Linked DNA regions of Homo sapiens: region 1 is linked to region 2. Evidence: read pairs that join two places in POLR2A ChIA-PET (ENCODE). Cell type or tissue: endothelial cell of umbilical vein. All regions are shown on one strand.

Region 1 (8,000 bases), 91 kb before region 2:
TGCTTGCATTCTCAGTGTGAGAGTGAGGTGGTGATGAGAAAACAACCATCCCTCAGCTTTTACAAGTTTGTCGGGTCAGAGGGCATCCGGCTCCACTGCGCGCTGGCATCATGGTGCAGCCTAGCTCTGCCTTAAGATCTGTTTCCTCGCCAGACAGTTGAAGGGAAAGCAGCTGGGAAAACTCGTGACCTGGCCGAAAGCCTCGAGGTGGTTTCTCAAAGATTCCAGACTCATGCACAGTGCTATAAGACTGGCCCCTGTGGTTCTGGGGATTGGTGACAATGGTATCTTACAGTGCTAGCTAGCAAAAGAGGGTGGATGAAGCTTGTGTGTGTGTGGGGGGGGGGTGGGGGCCAGCCTGGGGGCCACTGCTGTCCACACAGCCTCTAGGAGGAAAGGCCTCTAACTCCTGTCTGCTTCTCTCCCTTGAGGACAGAACTTTGTCCTGGGCATTTGCATGAATGTCCTTATTTTTGTAACGCCAGTGAGAGGTGTTTTTTTATTGTTTGTTTTTTGTTTTTTTTTTGAGATGGAGTCTCGCACTGTTGCCCGAGCTAGAGTGCAGTGGTGTGATCTCGGCTCACTGCAACCTCTGCTTCCTGGGTTCAAGTGATACTCCTGCCTCAGCCTCCCAAGTAGCTGGGATTACCGGTGCCCACCACCATGCCCAGCTATTTTTTTTGTATTTTTAGTAGAGACAGGGTTTCACCGTGTTGGCCAGGCTGGTCTCGAACTCCTGACCTCGTGATTCGCTTGCTTCGGCCTCCCAAAATGTTGGGATTATGGGCATGAGCCACTGCACCCAGCCCTAGTGAGTTTTCTGATCTGTCTTGTTTCTTCAAATGCCAGTCATTTGGGCAGTGAGTGATAAATCTTTAGTTTCCCAGGTTTATAAAAACCGTCCATGCATAGGTAACCCAGGAGAGACTAAAATTATCTGACTTTGCTGACATGCCCATTGTGGGGCTTTTCTGTTCACTGCTCTGCTGTGAGTTCCCTTTAAAAGTAAGGCATGTGCTGGCCAGGCGCTGTGGCTCATGCCTGTAATCCCAGCACTTTGGGGGCCAAGGCAGGTAGATCACGAGGTCAGAAGTTCAAGACCAGCCTGACCAACATGGTGAAACCCTGTCTCTACTAAAAATACAAAGATTAGCCGGGTGTGGTGGCGGGCGCCTGTAATCCCAGCTACTCAGGAGGCTGAAGCAGGAGAATCGCTTGAACCCAGGAGGTGGACGTTGCAGTGAGTCGAGATCGTGCCACTGCACTCCAGCCTGGGCAACACAGCAAGACTGTCTCAAAAAAAAAAAAAAAAAAAAAAAGTAAGGCATGTACCTGTCCTATATGTCTCATATAAGGCATATGTCCTATATGGAGGGGGTGACTCTACTTCCTCTTGACTCCTAACACAAAAAACAAGCACAGTGATACCACTTGAAACTTGATGGTCTGGTTTGTATCCCCTTTGAGCCTTGTACACAAAAATCTGCAGAATTTAGTTCCTGCCTAGCTAGGCAGCTTTCATTGTTTCTTTTTTTAAAATCTGGTCTTTGATTGTGTGTGTGTATGTGTGGTTTTTTTGGTTTGTTTTTGGAGCCAGGAAGGCGTGGCAAGGACTGGTTGGATAGCTTTTGTCATAGAGACTGGTGTGCTTGTGGGAAAGTTTATACATCTTTCAAATTCTGCTCTCTGTGACTTAGAGTTTGAAGATGCTTTTTAAGAAGCAGGTAATGATTTACATTCTTTCCCTGCACATCCTCAGTTCCATCTTAGTACATACTAACGAGCGGGGAAGGTGATTGGTGGGAAGAAGCAGTCAGAGGAAAATGTGTTATCTGAATACATGAGGACTGGCTGTATTTTTTTTTTTTTTTTTTGGGAGACTAGTTCCAGCCAAGATACTCTTTCTTGTATATATTTTTTAACATTGTGATTACATCCTTTCTGCTTCTTAAGGTTCTGTCTACCCTAGAATGTTGTTAGAAATGCTTGTTCCCTGGTGCCACAAAGAAATAGCACTCAAACATAAATTTAATTATCTCAGCAAGGCAGTTTTTACTTTCTGCAGAAAGGGTGCTCATCACAGATGGAACAATGGCGAGAGCACACCTGGACAGGGGAGGGGCAGGAGTTCTTATTCCTGACGCAGGTAGCCCCTGCTGCTGTGTTGTTCCCCTATTGGCTAGGGTTGGACCACACAGTCTAAGCTAGTTCTGACTGACTGTTTTAAAGAGGGCAGGGGCATGAGCCAGAATGGCGGGGTTTGGTGGGAAGGACGGTGAGGAACAGGTAACTAAAGGTGACTTAGGTCAGAGCAGGTGACCGGGATGAGTCAGGACAGAGCAGGTAACCAGGGAACAGACGTGAACTACTAATTAGGATTGGCGGGAAAGTTGTTGACTGAAACTAGAAGCGAGAAGCCAAAGAGAACCAGGAAGTTAAACTTTAAAATGGAGAATCAAAGAATAAGAGCTGAACATACTGACATACTGGTTTTTTTGAGGAGAAACTTGGGGTTTACCATATTTAACAATGTTTAATTTCCTAATAGTAAGCTTGTTTGTTCCCAAGCTTGTTTAGGGGTGGAGTGTCAAGCGGAAGCTGCCTAATAAGTGAGCAATGTTTCCAGTCCCATGACTGGTTTGGGGCTGTTTGAGTTTTAGGAGGGTGGCCCTGTGTCATGGGGAGTGTTGAGTAGATGGGATGGGAGCCAAGGGATGGTGCTGGGGAGGAATGTGGATGTAGACTACACTCTCACTTAGTCTTTTCTTATTAGAGAGGAGCAGTGGAGGCCTGGGAGTTCTGGAAGGGTTGGTATCTGAATCTGTTTTACTGATACTCATGTAAGGCTAGTAAGCCCTCTCCTTTTCCTTTTCTGAGATCAAAGCTTCTTGTGGATCATTCATACTTGACCTTGATCTAATCCCAGATCAGTGGCTTCCTGGATCCTTTGTTAGGGATTGAAACCAGATCAGTTAGGGTAGTGCAGAAAGGCACATGGAGCAGAGTTCACTGATGCTTGAGTTTTCCCTCACAGGGTAAAAAGTTTCAAGAGTAGTGGGGGAAAAGTCATTTAAAAAAATTCAATACACACATCTGATATGTGGGAATTATATTCTGAGAATATAGTTTATAGGAGTTAAATTTGCATCAACTTATAATGAATGGATGGTTTAACCTAAGTATTCTCTCTCTACTCTAGGAAGTGACTTTGGTCCAGAGACTTCTCCAGTCCTGCACCTTGACCACAGTGCTGACTCTCCTGTGAGCAGTCTTCCCACAGCAGAGGACACCTATAGGGTGAGCTTGGCCAAAGGTGTCTCGATGTCTCTGCCTTCCTCACCTTTGCTGCCTCGACAGTCTCACTTGGTGCAATCAAGAGTGAACAAAAAATCCCCAGGTAAACAGGCAATGAAGGAGCTGCCTTGGTTATATATGTAGTACCTGCATTGAAAATAAGCAAAACTAGTGCCCATGAGAAATCTTCTGGGACAATGTTTTTTCTTTGTCGCAGTATCTTCTAGAAGAAATAAATCTTTTTTTTTTTTTAATTTAAGGAAAAAGTATGGTTTTAATAGATTCATCCTGTTTGGACTACCAGGCTAGATTTTTATAAAGATTAAAGATTTTGTTATCAGTACTGATGTTAACCAGCAATTTTGTTGTTTTCTTGCTGATGAATTAAGGAGCACTATACAGTTATGGCACCGACTAATGATGTTTCTTTTGATCAATGACAAACTGCATGTATGATGGTGGTCCCATGAGGTTATAATACTGTGTTTTTACTGTACCTTTTCTATGTTTAGATATGCAGATACTTGCCACTACATTAATAGTTGCCTACTGCATTCAGTATAGTAACGTGCTGTACAGGTTTGTAGCCTAGGAGCAATAGGCTATGCCATATAGCCTAGGTATATAGTAGGCTATGCCACCTTGATTTGTGAAGTACACTTGAGGATGTTCGCACAATGACAAAATCACCTAATGACGCCTGTCTCAGAATGTATCCTCATCATTAAGTGACACATGACTGTAATCCAAACTCATACGTGGTGTGTTTAAAGGTTATGGATGTAGGCAAATGTCATCTGACAATAGTCTATTTATTACTACCTAGTATATACTGATGTATTTCATTTGATTACATCATCTAGCATTTGAACAGCTATAAAGTTTGTTTGTGAAAACTCAGACTTGTAAAGGGGGGTGGGGGAAACAGACTTTGGATTATTCCTATTATACTTTGGAAGTATTTTGGCTTCCCTCTATCAATGTGTTTTACACTTAACATTACCCAAAAAAAACAAAACAGAACTTTGAGAGGTTATGATTCACATGTGAGGAAAGCCTTTCTAAAATGCTGATACCTTGAGTTTTAAAAATTCTTGGATTTTTTTTTTTTAAGGTTTGTGGAGTGTTTACAAAAGGCGGATAATTTGGGGCCCAGTTGATCATATGCCAGTGTAAGGATTCTTCTCAATTACATGTAAACATATTCAGAATCTATCAAAAATGTGCCTAGGGCTGTGAAATGGTATCTGTTTCTCTGATTTCCTGGTAATATTTGTATTACTTGAGATCACCTATGCTGACTCATTTAGTAGATCTTTGAGGTTTATGTGCGGGTAAAATTAGGAGGGCACCCTTAAAGGCTCTGAATGTTAGAAACGGTGCTATGAATTTGTGAGTGTCCAAAATCTTTTATTGTTGCAGAATTTTCTGGTTTAGGACAACATTGTTTACAATCCATTAATTAGCTGGAACTCAGGAACCTTTTTGGTATGAAGTAATTTCCTGTGCCAAGGAATTTGACCTGTTTATCAGTATTTGGGGAAGTTCCTGGAATGTCCGTCCTTCCTTCTTTGCCCTCCCTCACTGCTGTATCTCTTTGTCACATTTCTTCTCTTCCTTCAAATCATAGTTCCCACACTGCCTGTCATACTGGGTTATCCTGATTGGAATTACTCTTCCCAAAAAGTATGCACAGTGTTTTACTTTTTCTTTATTATCAGGTACGTCATTTGTCCTTTTCCCCTGAATTAGTGGGTATATTGACCAAAAAAAAAAACAAAACAAAACAAAACAAAAAAACTTTGCTTGGCTACACTGTAGTCATGCTCCTGAACTTTCTCCTAGGTCTGTGTGTGTGTGTGCGCACACATTTTCTTGTAAAATCCAGGTTTAGCTAAGAAGCATGCTACTAAGTTTAGCAAGAACGCCTCCCCACCCCCACCCAAATCTGATTAGATTCCTCATCCTCCACCATCTTCCAGGTGACATCTGGTCACCCTGACCTGTCTTTAACAAGAATTGCCTTCCTACCCCTGATGTTGCCTCTTAGTAATTTTTCATGCACCGATACCTACCCTGTTCCTTGGCTATAAATTCCCACTTCCCCATGCGGTATTTGGAGTTGAGCTCAATCAACTCTTTCCCTAACTGCAAAATCCTACTGCATTGGTCCCTATATGTGTTAAGATGGTCCTGAATAAAGTCTGCCCTACTATGCTTTTAAAAGTATCACTGAGTAGTTTTTTCTTCTTAAAAACATTATGTGCTTCCTCTGTCTGATGCTTGAGGACAAACAAGATGTCTTATACCTCATCTCTATATAATAGATAATAGAGATAATTCAGAAACTATCGATATTTTTAAGGGATCTCTGTTGAAGGTAATGCCAAGTGCAGAGATTTGACCTTTTGTACAATTTGCCTACCTATAGTCTGTGCTACTGCAAATGAATTAATGTTGCTTGGGCCTTAGGACTGGGGAAAACCTGAGAGACTTCAGGGAAGACTGCATGTCAGATATAATTTTATTCACAAATTCAGTGTTTTAGTGGGACTTTAGGTGGGATTGAATGGCATGGCAAGCCTGGAGAGTGTGGCTACCCAGAAAGGTTTCATGGAGGTTACAGGCATGGAGGCAGAAGAATCCCTGATGAAGCCATGTCTCCTTATATGTGTGTGGACCACATTAGTTTTTGTCTTTTTTCAAGAAAATATCCTCAAGTTTTTCTCCATAGGAATGAAATTTATTTTTGCTAAATTCTTTGCAAGGCCTTAGAATAGAAGGTTAATAGTTCTGAAACATACAAGCTTCTGGTGGATTTGGGATGTTCTCTCTATTAGATGTTTTTGGTCCAAATGATAATTAAATAAACTAAGCAGATACATCTCTAACGGAGCAGTGCTTGTTCACTGCCCAAATTTGTACAGCAAATTAGTGTCTCACAGTGGTAATTTGGCTTCATTATCTTGGTAATTTTAATTGGAAAAGTTTAGGGCAGAGATGCTGTTTAAAAATGGCAGTGACTCAATACATCAAATGATGAACAGTATTTTTTTTCAGTGTCTAACACAGATTTCTGCTTAAACCATTTTGTTGGTAAAAGTATCCAGAGCTCTAATGTTCTACCTGCCTGGTTTTAATAATTTAAAAAAAAAACTGACATATGGTTGTGAATGTGTACTGGATTTAAAAAGACTCATCTATTTTAAAAGCTAGCACTGTTGCTGCTAATGATAGAGTCAATACAGTGTGTCTGCAGCACCCAGAGGTATGGAGCCACTCCCCTCCTCTCCTTCCACGCTGGCCCCACAGTGGGTCATGCTCCAGGGTCGTGCCATCATTCAGACATGTGCTCCGAAACTACCTTGATGACTTTTGTTCTGATTTGTAAGATGCCCCCCACCCCTGCCAATTCCTCTCTTGTTCAAGGTTAAAAAACAAAAACAAAAAAACCAAACTTGTTTCAGTTGTTTGTATAGAAACTCTTCACTAATTGATGCTAATCCAGAAACTGTTAGGGACTGGAACAATTATTCTTGCAAGGATCAAATACTACAAACCCCTGTAAGAAGACACTCTGAACAACACAGCCTGTAATAATAAAAATATGTATGTTAATACAATTGATGATTACTTCCTGGATCTTGGGAACTGTGGGCCAGAGATAATTTAATTAACCTTGCAATAATGTGACCCTGCATGTTACATGATTGAGTTTCTTACTTTCCACTCATATTGAGGTTATTATTTTTATTTACTCTTCTGCCACCTTCCTCCATTTATTTGGTTTTTTTTTTCATTGTTAGAAGATTGTTTTCTGAGTATTGTTTCAAAACTTTTGTTTTTAATGGTAAATATATTTTCTGTTAATGAAAACAAGGACCAGCATCCATTAAAGTAGTTCTGTGGCAGTTGCAAGTCTTTTTGGATTAAGAATTCATCAATATTTGTAATGTGTGCTGCTGTTTTCCAGAGAAGAGAAAAGCTCATTTCCTGTGATTTATTAGTAATATCATTAGATACTTTATAAAGTATCTGCATTTATTTTCCCAGATCACTCTGGGCCCATTATCAAACAATCAAAACATCATGAATGAATGAGAAGCAACCCTTTGAAATGCTGTGATGGAGTAAGACAGCAGATGGTGACAAGTGGGCGATACTGCCCTACTCCTTGTATGGAGACACTGGAGAGTGCCGGCCACTTCCGCTTCTGCCGATTCCAGTTCCAGTTCTGTCTCACAGTGGACATAGCTGATGTAGCAGTTTTGAAAACTTCTCTGCCTGTTTTGTTAAGGGAAAAACCACTAAATTGACAGGCTGTGGAGTAGAAGCCATATTGTCTCTTTGATTCTTGGACCATGAGTTAATGTCTGCGAAGGCACTCCCTCCCCCAACCCGCAAGTATTTCTTGTAGAAAATCTGGAAATCCCATCGAAAAAGAACTACTGTGAACATCTTTTCTTCTAGTCTTTTGAAAAAAATCTGCTCCACCTAAACCTGAGACCACATTATGTAACCCTCTTGTGTGCTGCTTGTGTCACTTAAGTTTTTTTTATTTGTTTTGAGACAAGGTCTTGCTGTGTCACCCAGGCTGGAGTGCAGTGGTGCTATCAAGGCTCACTGTAGCCTCAACCTCCTGGGCTCAAGCGATCCTTCCACCTCAGCCTCAAGTAGCTGGGACCACAGGCATGCACCACCATGCC
Region 2 (8,000 bases):
GGACATGGAGGGCAAATGGGCAGGATGGCCCTTTCACAAAAGGGAAATGGGCAGGAAAATAGGCAGGATGGTACCTTCACAAAAGGGAAATGGGTGCTGTTGGCTGGATGTCCACCATGTGCCAGCCACAGCAAACCCACTTAGATGCCTTAGCCTTCTTCTCACCACAAGGACTTGTGTGCCATCCAAGCCTAGAATTCTCTGCTTTCTTGATCATGAGCTGTCACCTAGCACGGCCTGGCTTTTCTCTCCTTCCCACGTGAGACCTTGTCCTTTGTCTACCCCTAGTGGTGGTGATCCTGAGGGGACCTGAAGGCTAGGCCCAGGGATGGTTCTGTGCTCTGTGTCTATTCATGCATGCATTCCAGAAACACATTTGAGTGTTCACCAAGTGCTCAGCACTTTGCTAGGCATTATGACTCAGATGAGACCCTTAGCCTCCCGGAGTTTACATCTTTGTCACGGGCATAAATCAGTGACTAAGGCAATGGGTGGTGAATTGAGGGTGGGTCTGCGGTGTGGTGGAATGGGCTCTTCTGCTGTGAGCCTTTGTATTCCTTCCCCTAGGAACGGGCACGCGCTCTTGGCATTCATGTTCTCGCGTCAGGAGGGCAAGTTGAACCGCCAGCAGACCATGGAGCTTGGCCACCACATCCTGAAGGCGCACATTTTCAAGGTGAGATGCACACCAACTTGGGGAAGGGTTTCTTTGTTGTCATTTTGAGGTTTTGCTTTGGAGATTTTAGACAGCTCTGTCAGCCATCCAAGAAACGCTCCATGCACCTCAGCCCAAATGCAACCTCCTCCTGCCTCCCCTCTCCAAAAGTAACCGCTGTTCTGACTCAGCCTGGGCATTTCCTTGCATTTTGCTATAGTTGATTGCTCAAGTGTATATCAGAGTGCTGTGCTTAAGTTTTACTTCTTTCCACCTTTAAATCTCTGATAAGTTTCTTTTTATCTAAAGGTTCCACTTTGTTCATTACTTTTTGTTTCCTTATTATTGATTTGTTCGAGAACCTGAGTTTCTTGACCTGTGTGATTTTGTACCACCTGGACTTTCTGACTGTGTTTGCCCAGGCTGGAGAGCAGTGGTGGGATCATAGCTTACTGGACTCAAGCCATCCTCCCGCCTCAGCCTCCCAAGTAACTGGGACTATAGGCACGCTCCACCTTGCAGGGCTCAGATGGTGATATTCTAATTCTGTCATTTATTCTTCCTCTAATTTACTTCCAACATGGTAAAACCTTGTCTCTACTAAAAATACAAAAATTAGCTGGGAGTGGTGGCATGTATCTGTAATCCCAGGTACTTGAGAGGCTGAGGGATGAGAATCACTTGAGCCTGGGAGGTGGAGGTTGAAGTGAGTTGAGATTGCACCACTGCACTTCCAGCCTGGGCGACACAGCAAGACTCTGACTCAAAGAGAAACTCTCATCTGCCATCTCTCTCCCAAGGCACAAAGTTAACCTAGTGAAGGCAGGCTGGTTCCTTGACCCTTGGTTTCAGGTAGTGAAAGCTCGCATGTCCAGGCATTCTTTGTGTGTGACCCCGTGCCTTCTGCAGGTATCTGCACCCTCTGCGGCAGACCCACTTTCAGAGTGACCCTGCAGGTGGGAAGGAGATGCTCAGGCAGATCTGTCTCTGATTGTTTCCAAGATCTGTCTCGATTGTTTCCAGGGCCTCAGTAAGAAGACGGGAATTTCTTCAAGCCATCTCCAAGCCCTGTGGATCGGCTACAGCACCGAGGGGCTGTCCGCCGCCCTGGCCTCTCTCAGGAATCTCTATACTCCCAACGTGAAGGTGAGCAACCTTCTGCACAGAGAGCCGGAGACCCAGCCCTGGCCGGCTGCTGGCCGTTCCTCCAACAGCCCTGTTTCCCTCTGCCCTGGGTGGTGGTGAGAGGACGCAGAGGAGCTTCTAAAGATGTGCTTCCCTGATCACACGGGCTTGGGTGCTGTATTACTCGTTCTTCCAGAAGTTTAGCTTTTCTTTGGCAGGAAGATGTGGGTGGTCAGGGCTGCTCTGAGCACATGTGGTGACTGTTTCACAGCAGATGTGATAAGGAAGCAATTTACAAAAGAAATCAAAGATCAGAGAGATTTCTAGGGAAAACGGATTTTTTAAGTGTCCTGCGTTACTAATCTGGACCATCTCTTCAGAGTTCATGGGAAATTAAGCATGGATGGGTGATGCATAGAGATAAGTACACAGAAAAACAAACATCGAGGTTTCATGTATCCATATTTCTGCCTATGGAAAGGGTATCAGCATGGCCTTCTGTGGAGCCAAGAGCTTCTTCACTTCTTGGTCAGTGGCTTTCATGTCATGATGTTCCACTCAGCTTTTTAAGGTAGATTTTTCTTCCTGATTTCATGTAGCCTGGGAATCTGAAGCACACAGAGGCCAAGCAGCCTGTTAAGGCCACAGAGACAGTGTCCAGGCCTTTCAGCTTCAGGCCCTGATGTACCCGGCTGCCTGTGGAAGCCCTGGGTCAGTTTAGGGAGCCAGGTCTTCCCCCCGAATCACTCACATTGTTTCATCTTTCATTTCAGCTAAGAGTGTATCTCTCGGCTTCTCCATAACTAATAAAATTCTATAATCATAAGAAAGATGAGAATAAAAATGGCAATATGTTTTCATATGTTAATGAATTTCTGGGCATAGAATTTATTTTAATATGGAAATAAGTAAATGGGAAACATCTGTTGAGTACAAGTTTTTAAGACAGTAAATTTAAAGGTACTGCATAATAGTGTAATGAGCATGGCCCTCCTGAGATTATAAACTTTGCTCTTTAACGTATGTGCGATTTTAAGAGTTAATCATTTTTACTTTGTTTTGTAAAACTCCAGTGTCACCTACATCTACACCATCTCCGAAATTATTTCTATAATGTGGTTATAGAATCTTAAGTCTTTTCATTATCCTTCTGTTTCTTTTATCTTTCAAGGGGGGAAAACGGTTTTCACAGGATCTTGAACAAATTACAGTAATTTTAAATTATGCATGCAATTAAGGAACTTTTTTTAGAGTGTATTAAATGTTGTCATACAGGAATGAATGTCATTTTGAACAATAATTGCAGTTTGCCACTTTGGTAAATTAAAGTGACTTGCTCTGGGATGATTACTTGGTAGATGGATTTTAGTTGCAGTGGCATGCCAGCAGTCTCTAACCATGTTGTCTCCTGTGGCCAGGCCAGGATGGGGCCAGCCTGGGCCCCGCTGGCCCACTGGAGTCCCATCCAGCCAGTGGTTTTGTTGTACCATCTCATAGGACTGGTGGCCAGCCGCAAGCTGTGGCCTCAGGAGGATTTAGGTTGCAGTTCTTTTCTCAGCTGACAACAGAAAGGAGAGGAGAACAGGAGCTAGGTGTGGCCTTTGGCCCAACTTCCCTTGGCCGGGAGATCCAGTCATATCCTACATCATAGTCAGGAAGGACACATTTTAAAACAATTGTGCTTGTGTGAGCTTCCAGTGTACTTAGTGGGAATGCTGATGCTGCCCTATGGCCACCCTGGCCAAGCCTCTTCTGGTCCTCATGATCGTATTGCCTCGCATATCCCCAGCTCCCTTCCTGTTTTCCTGTTTTCATTAAATCCAGAAGTTGAGAGATACCACCACTTCTGAGTGTTGTCCAAGGAGGGCTTCTGTGATCATGGTCGGAAAATTTCCATATCGTTGGGGGAAAATCTATAGGATGAATCATTTAAACAGGTTCCTTCAGCACAGTGCCGTCTCAGCCAAGACTGCTGCTCTGCCACCTGGCTGCTCTGTGACCATCATTAGCTTTGTGCTTAGCGCTCAGCTCGGCCTTACTCCCTCTGAGCCTTGGCTTTCTCACCTATAAAGTGGAGACACAAAAGAGGCTGTCTCTCAAGTGATGAGAAACCTTACTGAGATGTTAAAGGTACTGGGAACATACTTGGCATTTATTATGTTTACATGAATTGTTGTTAGTGCTTTGCCTCATCTCTGGAAACAGTGGCTCTGCTGTAGGCACCTGGGAAGTTTTGGATGTGCCAGTTGGTGCTTGTTAACAGGAGCTGCCGACCTTGAGGATGTGATGGTTGCAGGTGACTTACCTCTGCCCTCATCTCGGCATGAGGTGTCCCTGCTGCTCTGTGCTGGTGAACAGCCCAGGCTGGGCATGCAGGGTGATGTGGACAGGAGGGCAGAGCTCCCTCCTGTGCCTTCCAGAGGTCAGGGACCTGAGTTCTTGTCGTTTCTGAAGACTCCATGAAAGGTTGATTATAACATCGATTAATGTTTATTTAACATGTACAGATGCTGAGTGCTGTGCTAAATGCTTAATGCACATATATATACATACACTTTTTTTTTTACACATTGATTTTTAATCTTTACAACCACCAAGTGAAGTGAAACTTTTATCCTCATTTTTTTAGATGAGAAAACTGAGGTTTAGGGCAGTTGATACTTTCCAAAATCACACAGCTGGAAGGGCGCCTGACACTCAGCAAGCCCTTGCTCTGCAGGTGCCTTTATCACTTGATGTGTTTACAGCCCTGGCTGCCAGCTAAAATCACCTGGGAGCTCTGGGCACCACAGCCCCAGCCCCAGTTAAGTCAGAATCTCCAAGAGTGGGGCCAGGGTATTGGAAACTTTCAAGCTCCCAGGTGGTTTCAGTGTGCATCAAGGTTAAGAACCATAGTTTAGGGGAAGGTGATGGAGGGTTAAGTGGTAAAAATACGTACAGCATTACACCGACAAAGGAAAATGTTATTCCCAGAAGCAGAGGAAGTGTGAATTGATGACATCTTTAGGAAACCTCTGCCCTGAGCACATGCCTTCCAGGTAAACTCTTGTAAGGGATTCATCATGGTACTCCAAGTATACCTTCCACCATTATTAGCAAAAGAGTACCTGTTAGATAGAATGGGATGGCATGCTGCTGTTTTCTTAGGTGGCACCTAAAGCACAGAGAGGTTGAGGAATTTTCTGAAAATCACACAGTAGGTTAGTTTGGGGGCTGGCTGAGAACTCACACCACTTAATCCTTCATTTTTTAGGCCCATGGATCTCAAGAAGGTATGGGGTTGATGGGGGAGGACAGAATGTAACTGGCTGGCAAAATTATCCAGGGAATTTACAAATGATCCTGCCCATCCTGTGGCTAGCAGAGTCTGGTGTGCCCCTTGGTGGCATTGCGTGTATTTCCAGATGTGTATCTTCTCTACTCCTCTTGCTGAGGACTGGTTTCATTGGCCTTAATAAAATCCTATTTCTTCAGCATAATCTGATTCTGTCCACGCTGTTACTCAAAGGGATTTTTAAAACACTTTTATTATTTTATTTTTATTTTTATTTATTATTATTATTTTGAGATGGAGTTTTGCTCTTGTTGCCCAGGCTGGAGTGCAATGGCGTGATCTTGGCTCACTGCAACCTCCGCCTCCTGGGTTCAAGTGATTCTCCTGCCTCAGCCTCCCGAGTAGCCGGGATTACAGGCGTGTGCCACCGCAACCAGCTAATTTTTGTATTTTTAGTAGAGACTCAGTTTCACCATATTGGCCAGGCTGGTCTCAAACTCCTGACCTCAGGTGATCCACCCACCTCGGCCTCCCAAAGTGTTGGGATTACAGGCGTGAGCCACCATGCCCAGCCACACCTTTATTAATGTTGTAGCATAATGCAGTCTTAAAATGCTTTTGAATTAGATCAGAGTCTGGTGGCATTTTTAAAAAGCAAGCCTATATAGATCTGTAGAGCAGGCTTGGTGGGGATTAATTAAGTCATTTGCCTGAAGTTGCCCATGAAACAGCAGTGTTAGGACTGGACACCCTTTCTGATCTCTCATCCATTCCTCCACAAGTACAAGTTGACAGCGAGACCCTAGAGGCTGGGTTGGTGTTCACCTGGATCTGGCTAGACAGTGGTCTCTCTGATGGTGTAGACAGCGGGGTGGTGGTCAGGTGGTTGGCTGGCTCCTTGTCACTTGCACATGGCCTGTTCTTCCTTAAATGTAGATGGCAGTCCCAGCAGTGTGAAGAAACTGATGTGTGGGTCATCCCCATCCATGGAGGGGCTCTGTTTGCCTTTCTTCTCTGTGAACTTCTGTATCGTAGAACCAGTGTCTGGTGCAGTGGACTAAGCAGGAAAACAGAGCATGCTGAGGGATAGAGAGGGCCTGGGTGCACAGGGTACCCTCTCCCCCATGTCCTGGCACTGGAGCAGAGCCCTGCAGGAAGTGATTATATTTATGGAATGAGCATTCCAGTCAGGGAACTAAAAGGGGGTAAAGACCATGAGGCCGGCCCTGCTTGGCATTGTCACAGCACGTGTTGGGTCCAAGGTGGCTGCAGTGAGGGAAGGATTCTGCAGAGAAGATCAGAGAGGAAGCTGGAGGCCTGTATCACAGAGGTTCAAGCTTCAGCAGCCAAGACATCTTCAAATTTGACACCTGGGGTTCTAACCTGTCACTATGCCATTGTGAGTTATGGTTTCACTACTTGGTAGTATAATTTTCCAGACCCATTTGTTTGTAAATATTCTGTTTGTCAGCTACTCTTGTGGACATCTATCACTGAAATACCATGAAGTTTTTATGCCTTGTCATCTCTCTGTATCTTTTAATGATCCCCATGTGTCTCTAGTCAATAAATGATAGTCTCTGTGGTTTTCACATTTAGTGGGCAGGTGGAGGACCTGCCAGGCTTTGGCAGGGGCAGTGATTGATGTGGGTCAGGACCATTGAAGTAAGCCATTGAAAGAAACACACTGGGCATCTTAATAGCTGTTAAAGGAGCATCATTTGTATCTAATGATCTGAAGATCTGAAAAAAAAAATATTATTATACCTAAAATTTGCGTATGTTCAGTAATTTTATTTTAAAACCTGTAGATAAAAAGCTTTTCCCAATACCTAGATCCAGGGAGATTACTAAGTGGGGGATATAGTAATTAGTGGAAGCAGCACATTATTTTCTAGCAGTATTATGCTGCGGACAATCATGGCACATGTGGACATTTCCATATTTTCTGTTTCTTTTAGGAACACATCCCTATAAAGTATTTGTATTTACTTTTGGCCTTATCTCACTATTAACACCATGACTATTTTTTTCTTTTTAAAAACATTTTTTATAGAGACGGGGTCTTGCCATGTTGCCCATGTTGGTCTCAAACTCCTGGGCTCAAGCAGTCCTCCCTCCTCAGCCTCCTAACATACTGGGATTACAGTTGTGAGCCACTGCACCCAGCCACAATTATTACTTCATTACCAGGAAAATGAATTTCCTGGTTTTGTTGAGGTTAAACAGTGATTTTTCAAAGTGTGGTTCCCCAAACCAAGAGTGTCAATATCAACGAGGAACTTATTAAAAATGTACCACCCAGATATAATGAATCAGAAATCAGGGGGTGGGGCCCAAGAATTTGCAGTTGTTTAGGTTTTTTTTGTTTTTGTTTTTGTTTTGCTTTTGAGACGGAGTCTTGCTCTGTCCCCCAGGCTGGAGTGCAGTGACGTAATCTTGGCTCATTGCAGCCTCCACCTCCTGCGTTCAAGCGATTCTCCTGCATCAGTCTCCTGAGTGGCTGGGATTACAGGCGTGCGCCACCACGCTGGCTAATTTTTGTATTTTTAGTAGACACGGGGTTTTCACCCTGTTCTTCAGGCTGGTCTCGAACTCCTAACTGCAGGTGATCCGCCCGCCTCAGCCTCCCAAAGTGGTGGGATTACAGGCATGAGCCACCTTGCCTGGCTATTTGTTTAGTTTTTATTTTTAATTATGGTTAAGAAACACATAAAAGGAAATTTACCATCTTAACCATTTTTAAGTCTGCAATTCAGTAGTGTTAACAATATTCACATTGTTGTGCGATAGATGTCCAGTACTTTTCATGTTGCAGAATCAAAACTCTATATCCCTTAAGCAACAACTCTCATTTCCCCTGTGCCCAGGCCCAGAAACCTTCATTCTACTGTCTGTGAATTTGATTACTGTATATATCTCATAAGTAGTTTCACTCAGTATTTG

What was found. Peaks named below come from ENCODE experiments on the same cell type or tissue, not always from the same donor. Only the 100,000 strongest peaks of a DNase experiment are listed, where the experiment ranks them.
Region 1: POLR2A ChIA-PET joins it to region 2 with 13 read pairs; 2 of 35 experiments call an interaction of 5 or more read pairs at or near these places.

The regions. Positions count from the first base shown.
Region 1 is chr2:159,094,438-159,102,437 of GRCh38, forward strand. TANC1 (tetratricopeptide repeat, ankyrin repeat and coiled-coil containing 1) reads left to right here. Exons shown (of 27, transcript NM_033394.3): 4 at 3,200-3,397. Among named protein-coding and RNA genes, the nearest start is that of MIR6888, 88 kb to the right of the region's middle. In endothelial cell of umbilical vein, no CTCF peak of the experiment used is centred here; DNase peaks (open chromatin) are centred at 154, 4,154 and 4,804; H3K27ac peaks cover 4,443 bases.
Region 2 is chr2:159,185,224-159,193,223 of GRCh38, forward strand. TANC1 (tetratricopeptide repeat, ankyrin repeat and coiled-coil containing 1) reads left to right here. Exons shown (of 27, transcript NM_033394.3): 15 at 568-676; 16 at 1,679-1,801. It overlaps MIR6888 (microRNA 6888), which reads left to right and starts at 1,612; the gene lies at 1,612-1,678. RefSeq lists an enhancer at 379-548 and a cis regulatory region at 464. In endothelial cell of umbilical vein, a CTCF peak has its summit at 287 (motif pointing left); DNase peaks (open chromatin) are centred at 278 and 3,478; H3K27ac peaks cover 1,612 bases.